Linked DNA regions of Homo sapiens: all the other regions are linked to region 4. The links are chromatin contacts, found by Hi-C or POLR2A ChIA-PET in ENCODE. All regions are on one chromosome and are shown on one strand. Each heading gives the region's core, a stretch centred on a gene start or an enhancer-like site at or near the end of the contact. The rest is flanking DNA. Distances are from core to core; before and after follow the strand shown.

What was found. Hi-C counts contacts between places; a loop is a spot of excess contacts on that map. ChIA-PET counts read pairs that join two places held with the same protein, here RNA polymerase II (POLR2A). Pooled maps may share reads with other maps.
Region 1: a loop to region 4 is called in a pooled map, with 4 times the contacts of the local background. The contact joins the promoter of RAB8B here to the promoter of SNX22 in region 4. A Hi-C loop is called at or near these places in 1 of 37 single-sample maps with no recorded cell type and 9 of 50 pooled maps. POLR2A ChIA-PET finds 5 or more read pairs at or near these places in 1 of 52 experiments (B cell).
Region 2: a pooled map shows a loop between it and region 4 (2.5-fold over the local background). The contact joins the enhancer-like site here to the promoter of SNX22 in region 4. A Hi-C loop is called at or near these places in 1 of 168 maps with a recorded cell type or tissue (natural killer cell) and 1 of 50 pooled maps. POLR2A ChIA-PET finds 5 or more read pairs at or near these places in 1 of 52 experiments (activated B cell).
Region 3: a pooled map shows a loop between it and region 4 (8-fold over the local background). The contact joins the enhancer-like site here to the promoter of SNX22 in region 4. A Hi-C loop is called at or near these places in 6 of 168 maps with a recorded cell type or tissue (CD4-positive, alpha-beta T cell, CD4-positive, alpha-beta memory T cell, CD8-positive, alpha-beta T cell and 3 more), 17 of 37 single-sample maps with no recorded cell type and 17 of 50 pooled maps. POLR2A ChIA-PET finds 5 or more read pairs at or near these places in 5 of 52 experiments (CD4-positive, alpha-beta T cell, CD4-positive, alpha-beta memory T cell, CD8-positive, alpha-beta T cell and 2 more).

The regions. Positions count from the first base shown.
Region 1 is chr15:63,186,512-63,192,271 of GRCh38, forward strand. It overlaps RAB8B (RAB8B, member RAS oncogene family), which reads left to right and starts at 3,095. Exons shown (of 8, transcript NM_016530.3): 1 at 3,095-3,237. The coding sequence starts at 3,114. It overlaps LOC101928972 (a long non-coding RNA gene), which reads right to left and starts at 2,920. Exons shown (of 4, transcript XR_932355.4): 1 at 2,335-2,920; 2 at 479-524. RefSeq lists enhancers at 2,520-2,669, 5,756-5,760 and a silencer at 2,850-3,179.
Region 2 is chr15:64,871,297-64,876,518 of GRCh38, forward strand. No RefSeq gene overlaps it. Among named protein-coding and RNA genes, the nearest start is that of PLEKHO2, 32 kb to the left of the region's middle. RefSeq lists enhancers at 1,700-1,789, 1,810-1,859. Within about 2 kb of position 1,920, at least 23 of the 41 ENCODE cell types and tissues checked have a DNase peak (open chromatin) inside an H3K27ac peak, as active enhancers do; they include natural killer cell, where a contact is called at or near this core.
Region 3 is chr15:64,891,289-64,896,954 of GRCh38, forward strand. No RefSeq gene overlaps it. Among named protein-coding and RNA genes, the nearest start is that of ANKDD1A, 18 kb to the right of the region's middle. RefSeq lists enhancers at 2,146-2,255, 2,406-2,715, 3,510-4,108 and silencers at 3,256-3,305, 3,346-3,395. Within about 2 kb of position 3,528, at least 37 of the 41 ENCODE cell types and tissues checked have a DNase peak (open chromatin) inside an H3K27ac peak, as active enhancers do; they include CD4-positive, alpha-beta T cell, CD8-positive, alpha-beta T cell, GM12878 and 1 more, where a contact is called at or near this core.
Region 4 is chr15:64,149,499-64,154,983 of GRCh38, forward strand. SNX22 (sorting nexin 22) reads left to right here and starts at 2,233. Exons shown (of 7, transcript NM_024798.3): 1 at 2,233-2,352; 2 at 2,745-2,828; 3 at 3,140-3,244; 4 at 3,747-3,841; 5 at 4,154-4,186; 6 at 4,437-4,504; 7 at 4,889-5,485. The coding sequence starts at 2,278. The coding sequence ends at 5,010. RefSeq lists enhancers at 892-1,001, 3,929-4,158, 4,182-4,913, 4,659-4,778, 4,789-4,948 and silencers at 1,919-2,358, 2,559-2,938.

The DNA.
Region 1 (5,760 bases), core at 1,845-4,344, 960 kb before region 4:
GGACATCTAGATTTCTGTAGTCAAGCTGTCATGTACAATATTAACCCTATAGAAGGCTTCAATAAACATTTGCTAAATCAAATTGAATGTGCCTGGTGCTCTGCAGTGATGTAGTATTTACAGGGTGGGCTTGGGAAACTGACAGAAAGTATTGATGTGGTTCACTCAGAGCATAGTAACTTGGAGTTTAAAACGGGGTCCACTGATAGCTCTCGGAGAAAGAAGGAACAGTGGCAACCAGCAACCTGCTACCTGAAGTAACTGTACTGCTACAAATATACTTAATGTCCAGTCCTTTGAGCAAAATGCCTTGATTCAATAGTACTCAGTTACTACCACCAGAATCCGATATCTAAATAACATTGTTGCACAAAATATGAAAATGAATAATGTGTAAGAGAAAAAAATCTGATTCTTTTTGAAGTAGTATCAATATGTCAAAATGCTTGAATGGTTCAACAGTGGTGCACAAACTTACCAGCTAGAAAGTCCCAATATTATATATACTTGGTAGCAGAGAAAAACTGGGGAAGTGAAAATAAGACAACATTATTATTTTTTAAAATTCCCATCAATTAACAAAATTCCCCTAAGAAAATTTAGGGACTTTAAAATTCCTAATGCTAGTTTCTCTTTTGAACTTAAGTTCTTTACCGTATCACTACATTTTTATTCATATAGAAAGAGAGTGATAATAGTTGCATACAGACAGTGGGACTAAACATCATTTTAATAAATATGCGGTTTTTTTTTTTCTTTTGAGACAGAGTCTTGCTCTGTCACCCTGGCTGGAGTGCAGTGGTGCAATCTCGGCTCACTGCAAGCTCCGCCTCCCGGGTTCATGCCATTCTCCTGCCTCAGCCTCCCGAGTAGCTGGGACTACAGGCGCCCGCCACCATGCCCGGCTAATTTTTTGTACTTTTAGTAGAGACGGGGTTTCACCGTGTTAGCCAGGATGGTCTCGATCTCCTGACCTCGTGATCTGCCCGCCTGGGCCTCCCAAAGTGCTGGGATTACAGGCGTGAGCCACCGCGCCTGGCCATAAATATACATTTTTAAAAAGAAATAAATTCCACTGGTCTTTGCGGAATTTTTTCCCCTTCTTTTCCAGGAATGAGGAGGAAGATATAGAACAATCCACACTGTTCAGATCATGGCTGAAGCCACGTTCAGAGGCTTGCTCAAGGACTGGCTTGGGCAAGAGGGCTCAGCCTGTGCCAGAGGGCAGAATCCTTCTTCATTAGGGGCAGACACTGTGACTTTGAACTCATTAGAGCTTTGTTCCTATCTAGTGGACTCTAGGAATGAGACATTCCGTAAGCAGCAGCAGCAGCAGCAGCAGCCCTCTGGCTACTGTATGATCAATCAGTTAATGATGACACATTTCATCTTTTACCCGCATAGAAAATGAAGGCCAATTCTAGGGCCAACTAAGTCTTCTGCCACAATGCAACTGAGAATGGATTATCAGTGGCACTGTTCCTAAAGTCACAAGGCACACAGTATGTGTCCTTAGAAAAGCCTGCTGGTTTGTTCAACTAACTGTCCACGGTTTTTCCCCCCCCCCCTTTTCTTATTCCACTAATGGTGGAGTCCACTGGTTCCCTTAATAACCTCTAGCCTTCCAGAAGGTGTTTCCTTATAGCTAAGGTAAATGTCTGGACCAGTGGTTCTCAAATACTTTGGTTTCAAGACCCCTTCATCCTCTTAAAACTTATTGAAGACTCCAAGAAGCTTTTTTTCATGTGGGTTTTACCTGTCGGTATTTGACATATTAGAAATTAAAACTTCGAAGGGAGAACAACAGATGAGAGACACAGAGCCCTGGCAGGGTGGACTCCTAGTCCCACACCTTCTTAGCCTTTTGCTTCCACATTACCTGAACCAGTCAACACCCCTTTCACAACAGCTAATCCGGTTGGGTTTCTGCCACTAGCAAATGAAAGGGGACTGAACAATACATCCACAAAACAGAGAATTAGCCTAAGACAATAAATAATAAAGGATTAACTTGAGTATAACAGAATGCTGTTTCCTCCCTATATTCGTCATCAATTAAGTGAGAGCCTACTGAAGAGTAATGAATATTACCATCACTGCTAACAGTGCCTTATGGGTTTCAAAGAACTTTCACATTTAGTATTTAAGTTTCACTGGAACCCTATGAAGTATCTTGTTTCATATCCATTTTACAGATGAGAAAACTGAAATGTCCAGTGCCTGTGTGACTTGTCACAGCGGTTTTGCAGCAGAGCCAAGACTAAATTCAAATCTTACTCTCTAAATTCCCGTGGCCCGCCTCACAGGATGCTTGCAGTTTCATGGGGCACAGACCTGTAGCACAAGACTTCCCAGATTTAAAAATCCATCCTCCTGCGAGGAGAGGGGAGCGATCAGCGTAGCAGATTCTCTAAATACTCATTGTATTTGGCTCTGGTCTGTGTGGCGTGAAGAAGGGGGCACGAGTGAGGTTCGAGTTAGCATGGTAACCATTCTTTCTCAGCTCTGTGACTGAGGGGCTGCGGGAGGGGGTTATAGTGGTGCTGGGCATGGCCTCGGGGAGAAGCTGGATAATGCCCTCTGCAGATAACCCGTAGGCTGCGCCACAGCAGCGCCAAGGAAAGAAAGCATCTCTGCTCCAGGTCTCGGCGGAAGAGATGCGGGAACTACGGGGCTCTGATTCTGAGGTCCTGGATTTGGAAGGCGTCTGCACACAAAGAAATAACAAAGTTAAGTTCCCGCGGCTCGACCAGCAGAGTACGAAACGGGGCCTCCCTTCCCAGCTCGGGTGGAAACGCCTCCACCCTGTCACCCCGCCCATAGCAGGTCTTTTATCCGCTGGAGCCGCCTGGACAGTCCTCGCGGGGCACGCCCGAGGCTCCCCGGAGGAACTACAAGTCCCATGAAGTCCCGGGGCGCGGGCGGTGATGACGAAGCCCTCGCCGATTGGCCGCACGGGGCGGGGCGCGCAGGCCTTCTCCGAGAGGAGGGGCGGGGCGTGGGGCGGGGCGAGCAGCGGCGGATTGGCGGGCACGCCCCCTCGCCCGCGGCCCCCTCCCCGCCTCTCTCCACCGCCTCCTCTGGCTCCCCGGTCAGAGGGCCGGAGCGAGAAGATGGCGAAGACGTACGATTATCTCTTCAAGCTCCTGCTGATCGGCGACTCGGGGGTAGGCAAGACCTGCCTCCTGTTCCGCTTCTCAGAGGACGCCTTCAACACCACCTTCATCTCCACCATCGGTGAGGGAGGGGCCGCGGCCCGGGACCGGGTAGAGAATTGGGGGGCGGGTACTAGGGGACGGGGAAAGGGCGGGGGGCGCTTGGGAGCCCGGGAGAGGAGACCCCGGGGACTGCAAGGTGGCGGGGGCACTGAGAGGGGCGAGGGCGTGAGGGAGAGGGGCGAGGGCGTGAGGGAGAGAGGCGAGCGGGAACGTGAGGCTAAGGGCGAAGGGGGAACTTGGGGGCAAAGGAACGGGAAGGGGAACAGAGGAACAAGGACTAGGGGTATTGGGGGAACGAGAGGGTTCGGAGACTGACAGGGAGGGGTCTTTGAGGGACAAAATGTGTTGGGGGGAAGACTCAGGAAATCTCATGTAGAGAGAAGGGGATAGTGGACGTGCCAATGATTAAAAGACAGGAGAGGAAGGAAATGTGAAGGGGGAAATGAGGGATGGGGGCAATGAGAGGGATGTGAAGTAAAGGGACAGAGGACACAAGGGACAGAGAGGTGAGAACCAGGCAACTGGAAGGGAATTCAGGGGAATGAGCGGTCAGGAGGTGAGGAAGAAGGGGACGGCTGGCCACAGGAGGTCTGGACTGAGATGTCGTAGGAGGGGACAGAAGAAAATTGTAGGTGGAAGAAGAGTTCAAGGGATCAGAGGGCAGAATGAGGATACTTGATGGAGAAAGTAAAGGGATCTGGGTGTGAGACAGAAAGGAAAAGAGGAAGCAACATCATAGTAAAGGGAGGTTGAGCAGAGAAGACAGAGGAGATGGAAAAGAGAGGAAATGGAAAGTAGTGGGGCGCAAGACTTGCTATAGTAACTGATTACCATTTTCTCTTCACTTCCTTTGGATCAAGTGCAGGAGAAAGCAAAATGTGACTAATGATGGAATAATGTCTATAGAGCGTTAATTTGTTCTGTGAGTGTTAATGGATGTTAAGGGAATTGGTGACTTTTGGAAATGATGTGGTCAGGAAAATATGGTTCACCTCTTTACTACCATCTCCTGAGAAGCAAGACTTCTCAGTATTTTAAATCCTTCGGTTTGAATGTTTAACAGCTTCTCAGCCAAGGAAATGAACTTACATTCTACCTGCCTCCCTGTATATTTTGCTTTGGTTCTAATTATTGTTAAGTGAATCACAACATGTGATATACCTCTCAGTTACTTCCAATTGAATCAAGAGTTTTTCTGATCCTGGCTGGGAGCTGTCCTTTCTACTTTTGTACTGGAAGACACTGTGTTCAGGTAATAAGATCTCTTAACTTATCATAAACTGAAGACCAAGTCAAAGCTGGTTTTAAGCTGTTTTAGAAGTGACCACCTTAACATCATTTCTCCTGTTAAATAGTTGCAGGTTAATTAAGTACCTTAAGAATACCTCAGCTTTTGGTTGTGTTGGTGATGTTTCTGGCCTCTAATAGTGGCTTATTTAGTCATCTTTCGTATGGTTCTTACAGCATATTTCACCATGAATTTCTGGGTTGGGAAATAATAGAGAGCTAGTGCTTTGGTAATACGTGTGTTTAAATATTTGTGTATTTTTAAGGATAATTTATCTTTTTTTAAAAAAAGAGTATTTGGTATAGAACACTCTTTAAGTATTAGTAAAGGCTATGGTTTGTTTGCTCATTCTGGATTCTTTCATATAGATTGAATGGTCTAAAATCTCCTGGGTGTTATGATGTCTGGGCTTAGGGAAGTTTGAATTGCAAGTTCTTGGCAGTCAGTCTTGAGTGGGACTTTTTCTTTTCTGAAAAAGCAGATTTTAAATGTCATCTCTCAAGTATATTCCTAAGATTTGGTGGTAGCTGCTGGTACAGCAACTAAAGGGTGTTAATTTTTGACATTTGTATTAATTTCAAAGCCTCAAATAACAATTTTTCATTGTTGAATGCATACTGCAGTACAGATGGTAAAGGATAATTTCTAACAAGTTGAGTGGGTGTCCTTTTGTCCATTCTGTATTTGAGCCTCCCAGAAGTATCTCCTGCCTTGAAAGTAAGTGAATCTCGCTGATGCTGTTTTTGTTAAGCTTCTTGGACGACTTGCTTGTTTGTAATAGTTTTATTCGTTTTCTCTTTTTCCCTTAATTTTTGTCCCATGTTTCCTGTAAGGGTATCTGGTTCCTTTTAAAATAGTAGCTTTTAAAAATTACTTTTCATTTTGAAGGGTTCAAGTCTATCAGTGGATTTCAAAAAATGATGGAAATGAGGTTCTTTGGAGGGTGACAGCTATGAAGGCATGAAAACCAGTGTCCTGAAACAGATTAGAATAGGAAGTGAACATGAAAAGGAGGTGAATCTCATGTGACATCTTGGTCTTTATATTTTCTGTGAGGTGGATGTGGTAAAAAGAGGTGTGAGCTGTGTCTTCAGTTGACGTGGAGGAGGGGAAATCCCATACCTCTTATTTAGCCCCAGAGCTCCAACAGGAAGTGGTAGCACACTGCCTTCAAACTGCAGAATTTATATACACACTGCCTTCAAACTGCAGAATTATATAGAAACCTAATGCTCTGCAGTCAAAATTAAGCTG
Region 2 (5,222 bases), core at 670-3,169, 720 kb after region 4:
ACTGCAACCTCCGCCTCCTGGGTTCATGCCATTCTCCTGCCTCAGCCTCCCAAGTAGCTGGGACTACAGGCGCGCGCCACCACACCCAGCTAATATATATATATATATATATATAATTTTTTTTTTTAGTAGAGACGGAGTTTCACCATGTTAGCCAGGATGGTCTCGGTTTCCTGTCCTCATGATCCGCCCGCCTCAGCCTCCCAAAGTGCTGGGATTACAGGCGTGAGCCACCGCACCTGGCCTTTTTTTTTGAGACTGAGTCTCTGTCGCCCAGGCTGGAGTGCAGTGGTGTGATCTTGGCTCACTGCAACCTCCGCCTCCTGGGTTCAAGCGATTCTTCCGCCTCAGCCTCCCGAGTAGCTGGGATTACAGTTGCCTGCCATCACACCTGGCTGATTTTTGTATTTTTTGTAGAGACGGGGTTTCACTATGTTGGCCAGGTTGGTCTCGAACTACTGATCTCAGGTGATCCACCCACACTGGCATCCCAAAGTGCTGGGATTATAGGCGTGAGCCATGGAGCCCGGCTAGGATATGTACATATTTTTTAATTAAGACGGAGTCTCGGTCTGTCATCCAGGCTGGAGTGCAGTGGTGTGATCTCAGCTCATGGCAACCTCCGCCTCCTGGGTTCAAGCAATTCTCCTGCCTCAGCCTCCTGAGAGCTGGGACTACAGGCGTGCGCTACCACGCCTGGCTAATTTTTGTATTTTTAGTAGAGATGGAGTTTCACCATGTTGGCCAGGCTGGTCTCGAACTTCTGACCATGAGTGATCTGCCCGCCTTGGCCTACCAAAGTGCTTGGGATTACATGCGTGAGCCACCGTGTCCAGCCCAGTAGAGGGTTTCACAAATCACAAGGTGGCTATCATCAGACAGGACCCAGGACAGGGGGAGGGGCAACCAGATTGCCCCTTCCTCTACCCCTGCCTAGGCCCTGGCGGCATCCTGTCTCGGGAGTCACTGTGTTTTGTTCCCTTCTCCCTGTCTTGTCTTCCTGCCTCCCCACCCCTACCCTCATGTCCCAGACAAAAGGGGTGTCAGAAAAGACAAACTCACTCCACAGAGGTTTCTGTGACCAAGGAGGCTCTGTGATGGAACATGGATGGTGGAGAGGTGATGATGGAAATTCCTCCCTGTTGACATAATTTAACAAAATTCTTAGAGGAAACAGCAGGATGTAAGTAGAGAAAACATGACTTCAGGTTTGGAGGCAGACACACCTGGATTCAAACCCCAGGGGTAGCCAGGTGCAGTGGCTCACACCTATAATCCCAGCACTTTGGGAGGCTGAGGTGGGTGGATCACCTGAGGTCAGGAGTTCGAGACCAGCCTGGCCAACACGGGAAAACTCCGTCTCTACTAAAAATACAAAATTAGCCAGGAGTGGTGGCAGGCGCCTGTAGTCTCAGCTACTCAGGAGGCAACAGAGTGAGACTATGTCTCAAAAAAAAAAAAAAAAAAAAGAAAAGAAAATGCTTAATAAACTCCAGCAGCCTGGCCTCACAGAGCACCTACTGTTTGCCAGGCCTGTTAACCTCTCACAGTCACCACAGTGGCCTCACAAGGAAGATGTAATTTCACTCCATTTTACAGGTTAAGAAACTGAGGCTTAAGCAACTTAGGTAGGGGACCAAAGTTAGTGTCAGGACCTGGGATTTGACCCTCCTGGGGTTTTGGCCTGGGGCCACAACTGACTGCTTTCTGCTATTTGTCTGGAGGGTCTGTGATTTCAGATGGAGGCTCACCCCAGAGTCCTTGGGGCACCCCCACCTTTCCTGGCACTGGGAGGATACCCCAAGGCCTGGGCAGGTTCTCCACCAGCTGGCTATGGCCCAAAGGAGAGGCTTCGGAGGACTTTCCCTTATAAGGACAACAGCTCAGCTGTGATGAAACTTCTCAGCCTCCTAGCTGGGGAGGCGGGAGAGGGGAAATGACGGTGGCTCCAAGGGTTACAGCTGAGTTTGAGCCTCCTCAGGAACTTGCCCACAAGCCTCCACTCTCTGTTGTCATAATTTTATGGGAGGAGGGGCCAGGCAGGGCTTGGGACCAGAGGGGGTGGCCCACAGAAGGGAAGATGCCTACATTGAGGCCTAGGGAGGAGACAGGACCCTTCAACATCCAGCAGGCAGCTTGCAGATCTGGACTCCAAGCCGTAGGCCTATCTGGCTTCAAACTCACACTCACCCTGGGGAGGATTATCAGAGGGTCCAGAAGGCTATTAGGCCAGCCATCCCTTTCTCTCTTTTGTTTTTTGTTTTTTTTTGAGATGGAGTCTCGCTCTGTCACCCAGGCTGGAGTGCAGTGGCACAATCTCGGCTCACTGCAAGCTCCGCCTCCCGAGTTCATGCCATTCTTCTGCCTCAGCCTCCCGAGTAGCTGGGACTACGGGCGCCCGCCCCAGGATGGTCTAGATCTCCTGACCTCGTGATCTGCCTGCCTTGGTCTCCCAAAGTGCTGGGATTACAGGTGTGAGCCACCACGCCTGGCCTCCCTTTTTATTTATTTATTTATTTATTTGAGACCCGGTCTTGCTCTGTGGCCCAGGCTGGAGCCAGGCTGGAGTGCAGTGGCACGATCTTGGCTCACTGCAACCTCCTCCTCCTCCTGGGTTCAAGCAATTCTCCTGCCTCAGCCTCCCGAGTAGCTGGGACTACAGGCACCCACCACCACGACCAGCTAATTTTGTATTTTTAGTAGAGACGGGGTTTCACCGTGTTGGCCACGTTGGTTTCGAATTCCGGACCTCAGGTGATCCACCTGCCTCGGCCTCCCAGAGTGCTGGGATTATAGGCGTCAGCCACCGTGCCCGGCCCCTTTCTCCCTTTGGACCTCTAAAGTGGAGTCTTAAAGAGCAGGGTGTGTGGGGCTGGTCTGCTTTTGGCCTTCCTCCCCATGAAGCCTGTGTCCCTAGGGGACTGCCCTCCCCAACACAATTCGTCAGCCCACCGTCCAGTCTGAGAAACTATTCCATCCATGGAATCACAGGATATTGGGGCTGATAAGGATCTTTGAGACGTCTAGTCTCACCTGCTGGTTTTAGAGAGGAGGAAATAACAGCTCAGAGCGGCCAGGGGAGGTGGTGGCTCATATGTGTAATTCCAGCACTTTGGGAGGCTGAGGTGGGCAGATGTCTTGAGGCCAATCTTCAAGGCTTGAGACCAGCCTGAGCAACATGGCAAAATCCTGTCTCTACAAAAAAAAATTAGCAGGGCATGGTGATGCAGGCCGAAGTGGGAGGATCGCTTAAACCTGGGAGGCGGAGGTTGCAGTCAGCTGAGATCGTGCCACTGCCATCTCAAAAAAAAAAAACAAAAGCTCAGAGGGGACCTGGTATTGCCCATTTGTTTTGTTAAAATGTGTGTGTGTGTGTGTGTGTGTGTGTGTGTGTGTGTGTGTGTGTGTGGCTTTCTCTTGGTTTCCCATTAAAACTTCCTTTTTAAGAAATCCCAAGTTAACCGAATAACAGGATAAAGAGCTTTTTCTACACCCAGATCTGGTTAGTTCTGGGGGTCAGTGTTTCCCTGAAGACCATGTCTGGAGTTGGCAGCAGGGGAGGCAAGATCCCAAGGGAGAGATGGGTGTGGCAGATGGAGAATCTGTCTCTGACACTGCTGTGCATAAGCTGTGGCACCTGCAGTGGCTGCTCAGCCTCTTGGAATTGTAGTCTCATCTCTTAGGGGGAGACAATCACTCCTGGCAAGGCGATTTTGAGGATGAAATAAGATAATTTAGATAAAGCATTTGCTCAGGGCCCACCACATAGCAAGGACTTAGTAAATGGATAATCATATGGTGTATTGGGCACCTACTCCATGCCAACATTACATTAGGAGCCGTGGATTCCAAGTACAATAAAATGGGATCTTTCCTCAGGTTGCTCACTGCCAGTCAGGGAGACAGGCACTCCAACTCATAAATGCAATGGGACAAGCTCTGTGTTAGACCCACAGGCAAATTCTGTGGCAGCAGAGAGCAGACATCAATGGGCTGTGTTTGCTGAGGGAATCAGTCGAAACCTGAGGAGGAGGTTTCTTTGCCTGGGCCTCAAAGGAGGAGTTAGAGTTTACAGAACAGAGGTGGCAGGGAAGGACATTGGAGACAGAGGGAACAGAGTCACAGTGGGTTACCGGGTTACTGGAGCCATGGTCAGCTCTTTGTGTAGTCTCCTATTGGCTATAAGTAAGAGGTGGGGGACTGGGAGGTGAGGTGGGAGAGGGGAGCGGGGATGCTGGTCACCCAGAAAGGTTGGACTTTGCCCTAGAGACCAAGGGAGTCTGGGGAGGGGGTCGTTTCAGGAGGTGGGGGGCGGCAGGTGGGGGTGTGGGGTGGAGACTGGAGGCAGGGAGGGTAGTTAGGAGGTAGTGACAGTGAACCAGGGGAGGAGTGGTGAGGGCCTGAACTGCAACAGTGGCATTAGGGGTAGAGTGGAGGAGAACTGGGGACTTTGGGGCATTGTGAATGTGGGAGAGATGGAATGGGAGAGAGGGAATTCAGAGATGACTCACAGAGTTCTAAGGAAGTGGGAGTACCTTTTTGAGATAGGAAGCCCCTGGGGAGGGCGGGATGGGGAGAGGATGGTGGCCATGTGGAGGGGTCTGGTGAACTACTAGAATTGAGCTGAGGCAAAAAATTGACAGTCAACGGGCATCCAGACAGTGGATAATTAAAGCCACAAGCACTGCTGAGTTATATCTTGTATGTTACTTAAGATTAGATTTGACTGTGACTGACAAGAGGCCATGGTGTCAGAAGAGTTCATCAGAGGCTAAACCTCAGCTCCGGGGGAGTTAGGCCAAGACAGCAGTGACACAAATTCATTTATCTTGCATGAATTAAGTCTGGTGGTAGAGGCCATCTCTATCATGGCACTCCATGGTCATCTGGGACCCAGCCTCCTTCCCTCTTACTGCTCTGCCATCTTACCCCTTGACTTTGATTTCTGGACCCATGAGGTGATACAGCTGCAGCCCCCGCATAAGTGTTCTCACCCTTGGGAAGCAAGAAGGGGTATAGGATGCACACTTTCCCTTTAGAGACACTTTCTGGAAGTTGTACTGCTGCCTCATTGCGAGGGTGGTCTTGCAGCTAGCTGCCTGGTGTTTTTTTTCCTGTTGACTGTGTGCCAGCTGAAAATCAAAAGTCTTATTACTAAAAAAGAAGGGAGGGAATGGAGCTAGAGCAGTGTTTTTCAAATGGGGATGATGTTGCCTTCAGAG
Region 3 (5,666 bases), core at 2,278-4,777, 740 kb after region 4:
TTCTTCCTAACCACAGGGAGCTATTGCATTTCAGGGTATCTTACTCTAAAGGCATGCTGGGAGGAGGTGAGCACTCCTTTGCTACCTGTCCTGGAGTTGACCAAGCCCAGGGGGAAGTGCCTCCTGGTGTCCAGCCTAAGTCCCCTTGCTGCAAAGTCAGTTCCTGCTCTTGTGTTCTGTTCTCAGTGGATGTGGGAATTAGTTAGAGACCCTCCTCAGAGGGGCAGCCTGATGATATGGAAAGGCTTATAGGACGCTGGGTTCAATCCTGGCACTCCCACTGTCTTGCTGTATGCCCTTGAGTGGGTACTCAATGCCTCTCTCTAGGTGTGGGTTTGCTCATCTGTAAAATGAGGAGGCCAGTTTTGACTGTGAACCCAGCCCTCTTCCCCACTTCCCCTCTCCCATTGCAGATGGGATGGGTAGAAGGGGCAGGGGCTCCTGCCTTTTCCTACTGAGCAACTAATTTGTGTTTCTCCTCTGGTCAAGGATGTGGGAACTGGGAGGGAGCAGGGCAGTGTGGGATGGTGGAGGAGAAGAAGTTGCTGATGAGAGTGGGAGGCTGGCTGCCACTAAGCCCTTCCCTACTGGAAACTCCTTCCCTGTCCCCTCCCCCAGACAACCTCAGGAAAGGGTCTAGGTGTTTCCACAGTGGTCTAGGAAGGGCTAGACCAATGTGGAGTGGACGACATGCCTGGTGTCTCCCTCTGGAGAGTGCACTCTGGATACTAATCTGAGTCTCCAAAAAGGAGAAAGGGTTAGGGATCATTTGGTCTCACCTTCCCTCCTGCTTTTACAGAAAGGGAACCAGAGAGGTATAGTGACTTGTTTATGTCATGCAGTGACTTGACAGCACAGTGGGACATGAACTTGGAGTCTTGGATGTGCAGTCCTGATCTTGCTCCCAGCACTGCTCAGGGAAGACATTCTTCCTGCTCTGCCTTCCCACCTCTCCTCCCAGGCTCCTGTGATCCCCACAGGGAGAGCTAGAGCTTCTATAAAAACTGCTGTAATTGATTCTTAACAGGAAGTGAGGGCTTTTTCACTTTGAGTTGACAACCACAGCAGCTACACACACACACACACACACACACACACACACACACACAAACACACACACAAACACAGACATACAGTTAAGGTTTAAATATCTGTCCCCTCTGAAACTCATGTTGAAACTTATTCCCCAATGTGGCAGTAGTGAAAAGTGGGATCTTCAAGAGGTGATTGGGCCATGAGGACTCTGCCCTCATGAATAGATTAATTCATTCATGGATTAATGGATTAATGGGTTCATGGATTAATGGGTTATCACGGGAATTGGACTGTTGGCTTTATAATAAGAGGAAGAGAGATCTGAGCTAACATGCTCAACCCCATCACCATGTGATGCCCTTCAGGGCCTCAGGACTCCGCAGAGTCCCCACCACCAAGAAGGACCTCACAAGGTGCAGCCCTTCAACCTTGGACTTCTCATTCTCCAGCACTGCAAGAAAGAATTCCTTTTCTTTATAAATTACCCAGTTTCAGGTACTCTGTTACAAATAACAGAAAACCGACTAAGACACACACACCCCAAGTTTGTACACAACCATGTGCACACACACAGTCACTTGCCCATACTCCTACGCATTCAGGCACCCAGCTGGGAACACAGCGTGCCTTTCTTTCTAGTGCCACAAGATACCCATTTATAGGCTTCCAGCTTGTGCCCTCTGACCTGCCTTACATTTTGATAGTAGAGGGTGGATTTGAGGGGGAAGAGCAGAGACCACAAGACCAGGCAGGGTTTCCTCAGTGGCTGCACTGCAGGGATTCAATGGGCAGCAAAGGCCCCCACACCCCAGGCTGGGCCTCATGGCTGAGACTCATCAGTCTTGGGCCTGGAGGGGCTGCTCTCAGTCTAACAGGCCTGACTGACAGGGAAACCACCAATTTGTCATTGGGTTCCAATCCCGAGTAGCTGGGATTACAGGCGTGCGCCATGACGCCTGGCTAATTTGTTTTGTATTTTTAGTACAGATGGGGTTTCACCATATTCGCCAGGCTGGTCTCAAACTCCTGACCTCAGGTGATCTGCCCGCCTTGGTCTCCCAAAGTCCTGGGATTACAGCCGTTAGCCACCTCACCCGGCCAGACAAATGTTTGTTGCATGAATGTCTTGCCCCTCACATCTGTGTTCCGTCCAGCCTTCCTCGCCTCTCCTTTTTCTTGGTGCCCTGGCTGTGGCCACAGTACTTTCCTAGGAGGAGGCCTATGCAGGCGCGTAAGGAACTCGGTGAAGGAGTCAGGGCCCCCAACTCGGCTCTCGCGAGCTTGCTGTGTGACCTCAGGCCAGTCACCTCCCCTCTTCTGGCCTGGGTTTCCACACCTGCACAATGGGAACAGCAACCTCAGCTGCCTGCCGTCTCTGACGTGAGGGCCAAATAAGAAAAGGTGAGAAGCTGGTCGCAAAGCGGTAAAAAAAGCCTTCAGCGCCGAAGCCGGGGAGGAAGCCGCTGATGAAGCTATTGCTGAGAAGTGTGAAGCCCCCACCCGAGGATCCGCTTTTGAAGAGGGACCCGGGGAACGCGTAGGGGGAAACTGCCTTCCTCTTCCCTCAGTGGAAAGGGCTGTGCTCATGTCACTGTGAAACGAAGCTATTTTTATGTAGTACAACTGCGATTATGACAGGGCCTCTTCCTGAAGGGGAAGGGTGGGGAGGAGACCTGAGTCATCAGTGGGGCGGCCGGCCCCACAGGCTGACACAGGCAGCTTGTGGAAACCAGGCCCCCCGCCCTGCCTTCCGCAGGTAGAGGCCCCAGAGAGGGGAAGGGGCCGACCACCTGCTCCCGAGCCATTCTCGGGCTCGGCCAGCCATTGGGCTGGGAACCTGTCAATCCTGGTTGATCTTCCAATGAGCTGTGAACTGGTCTTCCGGGAGGACTTACAGGAGGCTGGAAACGGGGCCTGGCGCGCGCTTCCCTCTCAGTGCGAGGCTGACTGGTTGGACTCGCCGGGCTCTACTGTGGGCCCCACGCTATGTTTAGACGCCCGACGTGTCCCATTTTATTGAACTCGTCCTGCCCCCCAAGTAGGGACGATTTACCTCCATTTTCTAGATAAGGCACTGGGGGCTCCGCGAGGGGATGTGGCGGACTGGAGCCCAGCTGCACTCCTGACGGGACTGAATGCGGGGCTGAGGGAGGCAACAGGAAGAATGAGTATTTTCTTTACTGGAAGGGCAGGGAAAGGTTTCTCTCAGAAGGTGACATTTGAGCTGGGCCCTAAACAATGAGCAGGATTTAGCTGTCTTGAGGAGGGGGAGAGGGAAGGGCATGTGACCCGGAAAGGATGCAGCCTGGGCAAAGGCAGGGAGGTGTGCATGGCTTGTTTGGGGGTGTCGAGCAGGTCGGGGGGGCTGGGTGGGGAGTGGCCGCGGGGCGTAGGTAGGGGAGGGCCTGGCATGACAGGCTAAGGGGTGTAGGCTCCTTGGGGTTCCTTCAGCGCTGTGCAAGCCCTGAGCATCCTCCCAGAGGTGTGGCCCTGCAGAGAGAGGGGAGGGAGCCCACTGGGGGAGGCGAGCTGAAGGAGTGGCCTGTCAGGTGGGTTTCCTGCCCTGGAGCCTGAGCTCAGGCAGTGGCTGCCGTGCCCCGCCGCCGCCCTCTTCTGCCGCCTCCTCCACGCCAGCACTTTTGCATGCAGTACTCCCTTCAGTCGTCACAGCCACCTGCAAGGTGAATATTACCACCTTTATTTCATAGGGGAGGTAACAGGTTTAGAGAGGTTAGAGGAGCCGCCCCAGGTCACACAGCCCCTCTTGATATTCTTCAACAAAAGAATCCTCTCTGACCCCTGCTCTCAGTCAACGGAACAACCAACAACCTCCTTCCTTCAGAGAAATAGGGACCCTGAGGCTGCAACCCAACTGTAATCATCTGCCTCCAGGCACCCTCTGCACAGACTCAGCTGTTAAATATAGATGGCCGCTTAGAGATCCTTTTGTTCTCTTTACATATTACAGATGGGGAAACTGAGGCCTAGTGAGGAAGAGACTTGCTTGGGGCCCCACAAATGGACCTAGATTGGCGAGCCTCTTTTGAGCCAGAGTCTCACTGGGGTTCTAGCCCAGCTGGGAAGTTGAGCAAAGAGGGATAAGTGGGTTACAGCTCAAGGACTGGGGGTGCCTTGGGGCTTCTAGGAGATGAGAGCCGAAAGGCATTCAGCCCTTTAACCCCACTCCAGAGCTTCAGACTGTTCCTTCTCAAGACACTTTACTGCCATCTGTCTGAAAAGTGTGCTAATAAATATGCAAATTTTGGTGACTTGAGAGGACTGGTGTCCTCTTGAGTTGTACAGGGCACAATTTGCAGATTTGTGAGTGATCACCAAGCCCCGAAGATGCAGCGAGGTCTCTGGCAACTCCCTTTCTCAGTCCCTTCTCTATTCCTCTCTTCTTCTTTGTCCCTCTCAGACTGGGACTGGGGGTGGGGGCAGGGGGGGGATTTCCTACTAGGGTGGGAGGAAGAAGGGTGAAGGAAGTAGGGTAGGAGGAGGGGAAGTGTGGAGGACAACAGAGGGAAAGGGTAGAACTTATTTCTGCTGTCAGAAACCGAAACCAAAAGTCCTGGCAGGAGTTAATGTGAGAGGGAGGTCTGTAGCAAGAGGCTGAGGAGCAAAGCCTTCACATCTGAGGACAGCAGCCCTGTCAGAGACACCCTGGCTGCAACCTCGGTGTCACTTAGACCAGGGCTTGCCTCTCATGCTGACAAGAAGCATGCAAAGGCAGTCTGTTTTCTCTGGGGATACCAAAGGCCCCTCCAGACCTTACAGTGCCCAGCACTGGTGTTAGGATCACTGCTGGAAAGGGGAGGGGGCACTAACTCAAGTCACCATGTCATCTAATAGCCCAAGAGTGGGTGACCCTTTGTCTTGTCTGGTATTAGTCTGTGTGGACCTGCATACACCCATGAGGCTGAGGCTGGGGGCAGCCGGCATCTGTGTGTCTAGCATAATGGGGATCCTCTTTCCCCAAGTCAAGCTTAGGACGTGTGGTATAACATAGATTTTTGTGATCCACCTGGCTGTGAGAGGTCATTTAGGTGCCACAATAATGGATTCTTTGGGGCACTTCATACTCTATTATAACAATAGGAGAAAATGTTTGCAACTTGGACTTGTCTTTTAAAATTCAGATTGTGTGGCCACTATTTCTTGTGAACTTTGTGATTCAACGAGCCAATTGTGTACTGGGAACCCAGATGGTGCCCCTCCCTTGAGGCTTGCTGGGTCCTCTGTGTAGGGATAGACTCTGTTCCGGGCGCCGTGGCTCCCAGTTCCAGACTGGCAGCCCTTTGAGCGGCTGAAACTTTAATTCATCTTTGTATCTCCCATGATGATAGGAACCTCCTGTCTCCTCAGGGGTTCTCAGAGTGTGAGTTTCTGGCTTCTCCATTCATCCCTCTGAGGCTGACATATCTGTGCTGGCTTCACAGAGGCAGAGAAGAATGGGGAGCATGCAGGGGAGGTGGACTGATGGATCAGGGCACAGGGGAACCTGGCTCCACCATTTCCCAGCCCTGAGGCCTTGGACAAGTTACATTTCTGAGTCTCAGTTTCTTCATCTGTAAATGGGGATGATTTAAATAGTTGACTTTTACTGAGCATGTTCTCTGGGTCAGGCACTG
Region 4 (5,485 bases), core at 983-3,482:
AAAAAAAACCTTTTTGAGTTGAGTTTTAGGCTAAGAATTGGAGGATGAGCTCAATCCTTGAAGAGTCAAGGAAGGGTGCCCCCAGGTGGAGCAAACAGCCTAATGCAAAGGCCCTGAGGCAGGAAAGAGCTTGTCAGGTTGGAAGAGCCTAGTGCATGATGGGGAGAGGAGAGGAAATGAGGTGGAAGATGGAGGCTGGGCTGGGTTGTTTACAGCTTTGTGGATTGCATAGAGAGAGTGGGTTTTATTCTAAGTGCAGTGGGAAACATTGGAAGGTTTTAAGCACATGCCTTGATAACAGTTTGTGCTGCAGGGTAGAGAATGGACGTTCTATTGGGGATGAAGGCAGGAAAAAATGGAGACTCACAGACAGAGGGGCAGACAGTCATTAGGATGAGGACCAAGAAGTCTGAGGATCCCAGGAGAGGCCTCCCTGGACAGTGGGAGTTGGGGAGGCCCTGTAGGCCAGGGAAAGCTGGGTCCCTGAATGATGGGGCCGTAGGGAGGAAATGAAAGCACAGCACTTCTCCTCACTCTGGGCTGCTTTTCTTCTAGGGGACCCCACTAGAATCTGGGAAGTTTCAGCTTCCTGATTCTGTGGTCCTTGTGTGATGCAATTTGGAAAAAGAGAATGTGGGACATGATATTGGTGAGACCTGTTTGCCCCATTTTGGGGTCGTCATCTCAGCCCTTCTCTGGGGGCAGGGCTGGGGATGGAGGTTTTTTGCTCCAGCTCAGAGGCGTCTCTGCAGAAGCAGGGGAGGGGTGAGTCCCCTCAACCCCAGCCCCGAAGACAGGCACTCTGCTTCCTCCTGCCCACCCCAAGACCTCCCACTACGTATGAGCTTTGGAAGGCAGGGCCTCGCCTCTCTGCATGTCACGGGGCCTTTGTGGGGGAAGTCAGTGGAGTAGAGGACCTGCCATGGTGCTGCTGATAGCAGCTCTCCGACAGCTGAAGGGTGCAGGGCTGAGAGGTGGGAGCAGAGGTCCTTTCCAGCACATGGCCTGAGAGAGTTCTGGATCAAAATCCTGCCACATATCCAGGAAGAACCTGCCCGGAGGGGTGGACAAGAGCAACCCGGTGCCACCCCCCAAAGTCTCTCTTCCCATCCACTGCCCTGTGCCCACTTATCCTAGTCATCCAGGAGAAGCCCACAGTCAAGCTGCTGCTCAATGCTTCTGTTAAGGGCCTAACATGAATCATCTCACTTTTTTTTTTTTTTAAGACAGAGTCTTGCTGTTGCCCAGTCTGGAGTGCAATGGTTTGATCTCGGCTCACTGCAACCTCCGCCTCTCAGGTTCAAGTGATTCTCCCGCCTCAGCCTCCTGAGTAGCTGGGATTACAGGCATGTGCCACCACACCTGGTTGATTTTTGTATTTTTAGTAGGTACGGGGTTTCACCATGTTGGTCAGGCTGGTCTCGAACTCCTGACCTCAGGTGATCCGCCTACCTCGGCCTCCCAAAGTGCTGGGATTACAGGCGTGAGCCACCGCGCCCGGCCAAATCATCTCACTTTATACACTTGCCTGAAGGAGCCACGTTATCCCTATTTTGCAGATGAGCAAAGGTCTACGGAGCTCCTGAAATCCAGGCAGTCTGACGTCCAAATCGGAGTCTAGGTCCCTAAACTGCCTCTTCCCCACAAACAGCCTGGAGCCCCTTAGGGTTGGAAGATATGAGTGAATGGATGGATGAAAACAATGAATGAATGGGGGGGCCTGTGGATGCTGGGGAAAGGGGCATCAAAGCTGGACTGGGTCCAAGCCTTGCTCAGGTGTGGCCTCAGCCGGGGAATCCAGATCACAATTTCAGGGACCAGGCTGAAAGGAGGGAAAGGCTCGGGAAGGGACTGAGGAACCCAAGACAGGTCCCTGGTTGGCCCCAGGACCGGCGCTGAGGCCCGGGCCCCGCCTCCGTCCGCGCCTGGAGCCACAGGCCGTCCTTGGTAGGCGCTTAACTCAGGTTGGGTGACATTTTCGCTCGCCAGTTCCTGGCATCAGTGAGTGCTCCGTCAATGTTTGACAAACGGTTGACTCCACTGCCCCGCGCTGTGGGCGCACTAGACTTCGGGGGCGGCGTCCAGGTCCCGCCTAATCTTCTAGGCTCAGGACCCGCGGCGCAAGGGAACGCCCGGGGCGGGGTCGCCTGGGGGCGGGGCCTGGGGTGGGGCCTGCGGACCGAGGGGGCGGAGCCGGCCGCCCCGGGGTCCTCAGTCCGCTCCGGGAGAGTTAGGGCTCCGAGCCGAGCGCGCGGAGCAGCTGGGGCCGGGGCGCGGATGCTGGAAGTTCACATCCCGTCGGTGGGGCCCGAGGCCGAGGGGCCCAGGCAGAGCCCGGAGAAAAGCCACATGGTGAGCGCGGCCCCTGGATGGGGAGGGGCGCCGGGACCCGCAGGATTTCCCCGCGCTGCGCTCAGTGGGGACCCGGGGCCCGGGCCTGGGTGAACGAGCGCTGCGGGCTGGACCGTCGGGGGAAACCTTGTCGAGGGTTTGGGGGCCGCTTGGATTTGCCAGCCTCGCGGACCATGGTTCGAGCTCTTGAGGGACCCCAGGGCTCCGAGGGGCAGGTCCGCCAGCCGGTTCTCCCAGGTGTGCGGGAGCGGAGAGTCCCCGGGCAGCCGCGGCGCCGCAAGGCCGCTTTGTGCCTTTGAGAGCGGGAGGGTGGGCACGTCGCCAGGCGCAGGTGCTGCGGCGTCCTCCCGCGGGGCCTCACGCGCAGACCCGCTGCCCGCCCGCGCCGCCAGGTGTTCCGAGTGGAGGTGCTGTGCAGCGGGCGCAGACACACGGTGCCAAGGCGCTACAGCGAGTTCCACGCGCTGCACAAGCGGGTGAGGCGGCGCCGACCTCCCACCGGCCCCGGCCCAGCCTCTGTCCAGCCCCCGCCCAGGCCCTGTGAGGCGGGCGGGCGAGCCCCAGCCTCCGCCACCCCCATTACTGCCTCAGTCCCTGCGCAGCCGGTCAGCCCCCGGGCCTCTGTGGGTGGGTTGGGGCCTTCCTCGCCCTCGGCCGGTCCACCACTCACCAGGGTCTGTCCCAGTAGAGCCCGAAGGCGGGGGCGCGGGAGGGCTTCTGGCTGGGGCGAAGAGGGCTTGAGGGCTCAGTCGGGATGCTGTGATCGCACGCGGTAAACCTCCAGTAGATCAAGAAGCTGTACAAAGTGCCCGACTTCCCCTCGAAACGCCTGCCCAACTGGAGGACCAGAGGGTTGGAACAGCGCCGGCAGGGCTTGGAGGCTTACATCCAGGTATGCGAGAGCACAGTTGGTTGCCCCCCGGCCTTCTGTGCCAGGGGTGTGGCCCAGACAGAGAGGTGTGGGGGCATGGCAGGGAGGGAACCCACAACTTGGGGATGTTATTCACCACCTCAAGCATCAATTTTCTGAGTCTAATATAGGTCCAAACACCCCCCTCTGGCTTGTTGAAAGGACTGAAAGAGGTAACGGACACAGGTAGTCCCAGCTCCATGAAACCCAGGTCCTGTCCCCTCCATGGTGAGGTCCTGTGCTGCCCTCCTGATGGCATGTAGGGTGAGGGTCCTTCCCCCAACAGCAAAGCTATGCCGCGTCATGGGGTACAACCTGTGCACACAGCGCCCAGCGCCCAGAAGGGCCCTGAGCCTGGTTCAACGCTCTGCTGTCATTGTCGTGAAATTCTTTTTTTGGAACAAAGAGCCCTGCATTTTCACTGGCACTGCGCTATGCAAATTAGTAGCTGGGTCTGATTGCAGGTCTCCTCTGTCCTCTCCAGGGCATCCTGTACCTGAACCAGGAGGTGCCCAAGGAGTTACTGGAATTCCTGAGACTTCGGCACTTCCCCACAGACCCCAAGGCTAGCAACTGGGGGTAAGGGGGGCCGATGGCGGGGGCCAGGGGCTGTCAGCAGTGAGCAGGTGAGGAAAGGTGTTGGAGGGCAAGCCCTTTCTTTTCACATCTGCCAGGATCCAGCATGACCGCCCTCACCAGCTCTCTTGACCTGGGTGGAGGGGCTTTTTTTTGGACAGACTTGGTTACCCCCGCCACCTCCGGAACTGGGGCTTGTTACAAATAGAAGCAGTGGTCCCCTGGGAGGTGCAGTTCTGGGCTCTGGTGTCTCCACCCCTTCCTCACGCTCCCCCGGCATCCCCAGGCAGCTTACAGTGTTTCTCTTCTCTTCAGCACCCTGAGGGAGTTCCTGCCTGGCGACAGCAGGCAAGTCAAAGCCCTAGCCCGCGCTTGGCCCCTGCTGCCCCCTAGTGGCCATATGCTAGGAGGCAGGCCTGCTGCCTGGGCCTGTCTGGCCTGGGCCCTGAAGTCTGTTTTCCCTTTGGTGCCTCCTGAGCCCATTTCCCACTCACCTTTTCCTTCATGGGTCCCTGGTGATGGCAACCCCGTCTCCACCCCTCTGTGGGATTCTGCCCTGCCTCCCGCACCCATGGTTCATGACCCTGTTTCCTCCCAGCTCCCAGCAGCACCAGCGGCCTGTCCTGAGCTTCCATGTGGATCCCTATGTTTGCAACCCCTCCCCAGGTGAGGAGGTGCCTAGATATGGGGCTACAGGGCTGGGTTGTGGGCTTTGCATTTCTCGGCTCCTGGGACCCTCAGACAGCATCTCCTTCCTGCTGCCCACCTCTGGAGCCACTACCTCCTGCTCCTGTCCCCTGGAGCCTGCTTTGTAGACACAAGGAAAACAAGTTTGGCTTCCCTGGTCTCCATTTCTTCAGCAGCCTGACTTCTTTACCAAGCTGATGTGAAAAGAATGTGACCTGGGAATGCGGAGGCTTCATTTGGGGTGGACAGCTGCTGTCTGCTGCCTTGGCAGGGGCTCCTACTCCCAAGTGGGGGCTGAGCCCATGAGCAGGAGCTCAAGGAGCTGCAGGTCTGAGGCCAGACCTGTTTAATTCTATCCCACAGAGTCGCTGCCCAACGTGGTGGTGAATGGTGTGCTCCAGGGCCTCTACAGCTTCAGCATCAGCCCAGATAAAGCCCAGCCAAAGGCGGCCTGTCACCCTGCTCCTCTGCCACCGATGCCCTGATCAGTCCAGAGGCCTTTGGCTGCCTCCTAAGAAAGTCATGTGCCTCTGTCCTATGAACTCCATATAAGGCTGGGTCCTCCTTTGGCCTGGACCCAGGACTTAATTACCCAGTGCCCAGTTGTGCCACATTCCCACTCAAGGCTCAGAACTTGGCTCGCATTGGTAGCTGGAGGTGGTAGAATTTGTATGCTCTTAGAGCCCAACAGCCAAGGCAGGGTCAAGAAGATAAGTAATAAAAGAGGAAGTCAGCCAGGCGCGGTGGCTCATGCCTGTAATCCCAGCACTTTGGGAGGCCAAGATGGGTGGATCACCTGAAGTCAGGAGTTCGAGACCAGCCTGACCACCATGGAGAAACCCCGTCTCTACTAAAAATACAAAATTAGCCGGGCATTGTGGTGGTGCATGCCTGTAATCCCAGCTACTCGGGAAGCTGAGGTAGGAGAATCTCTTTTTTTTTTTTTTTTTTTTTTTTGAG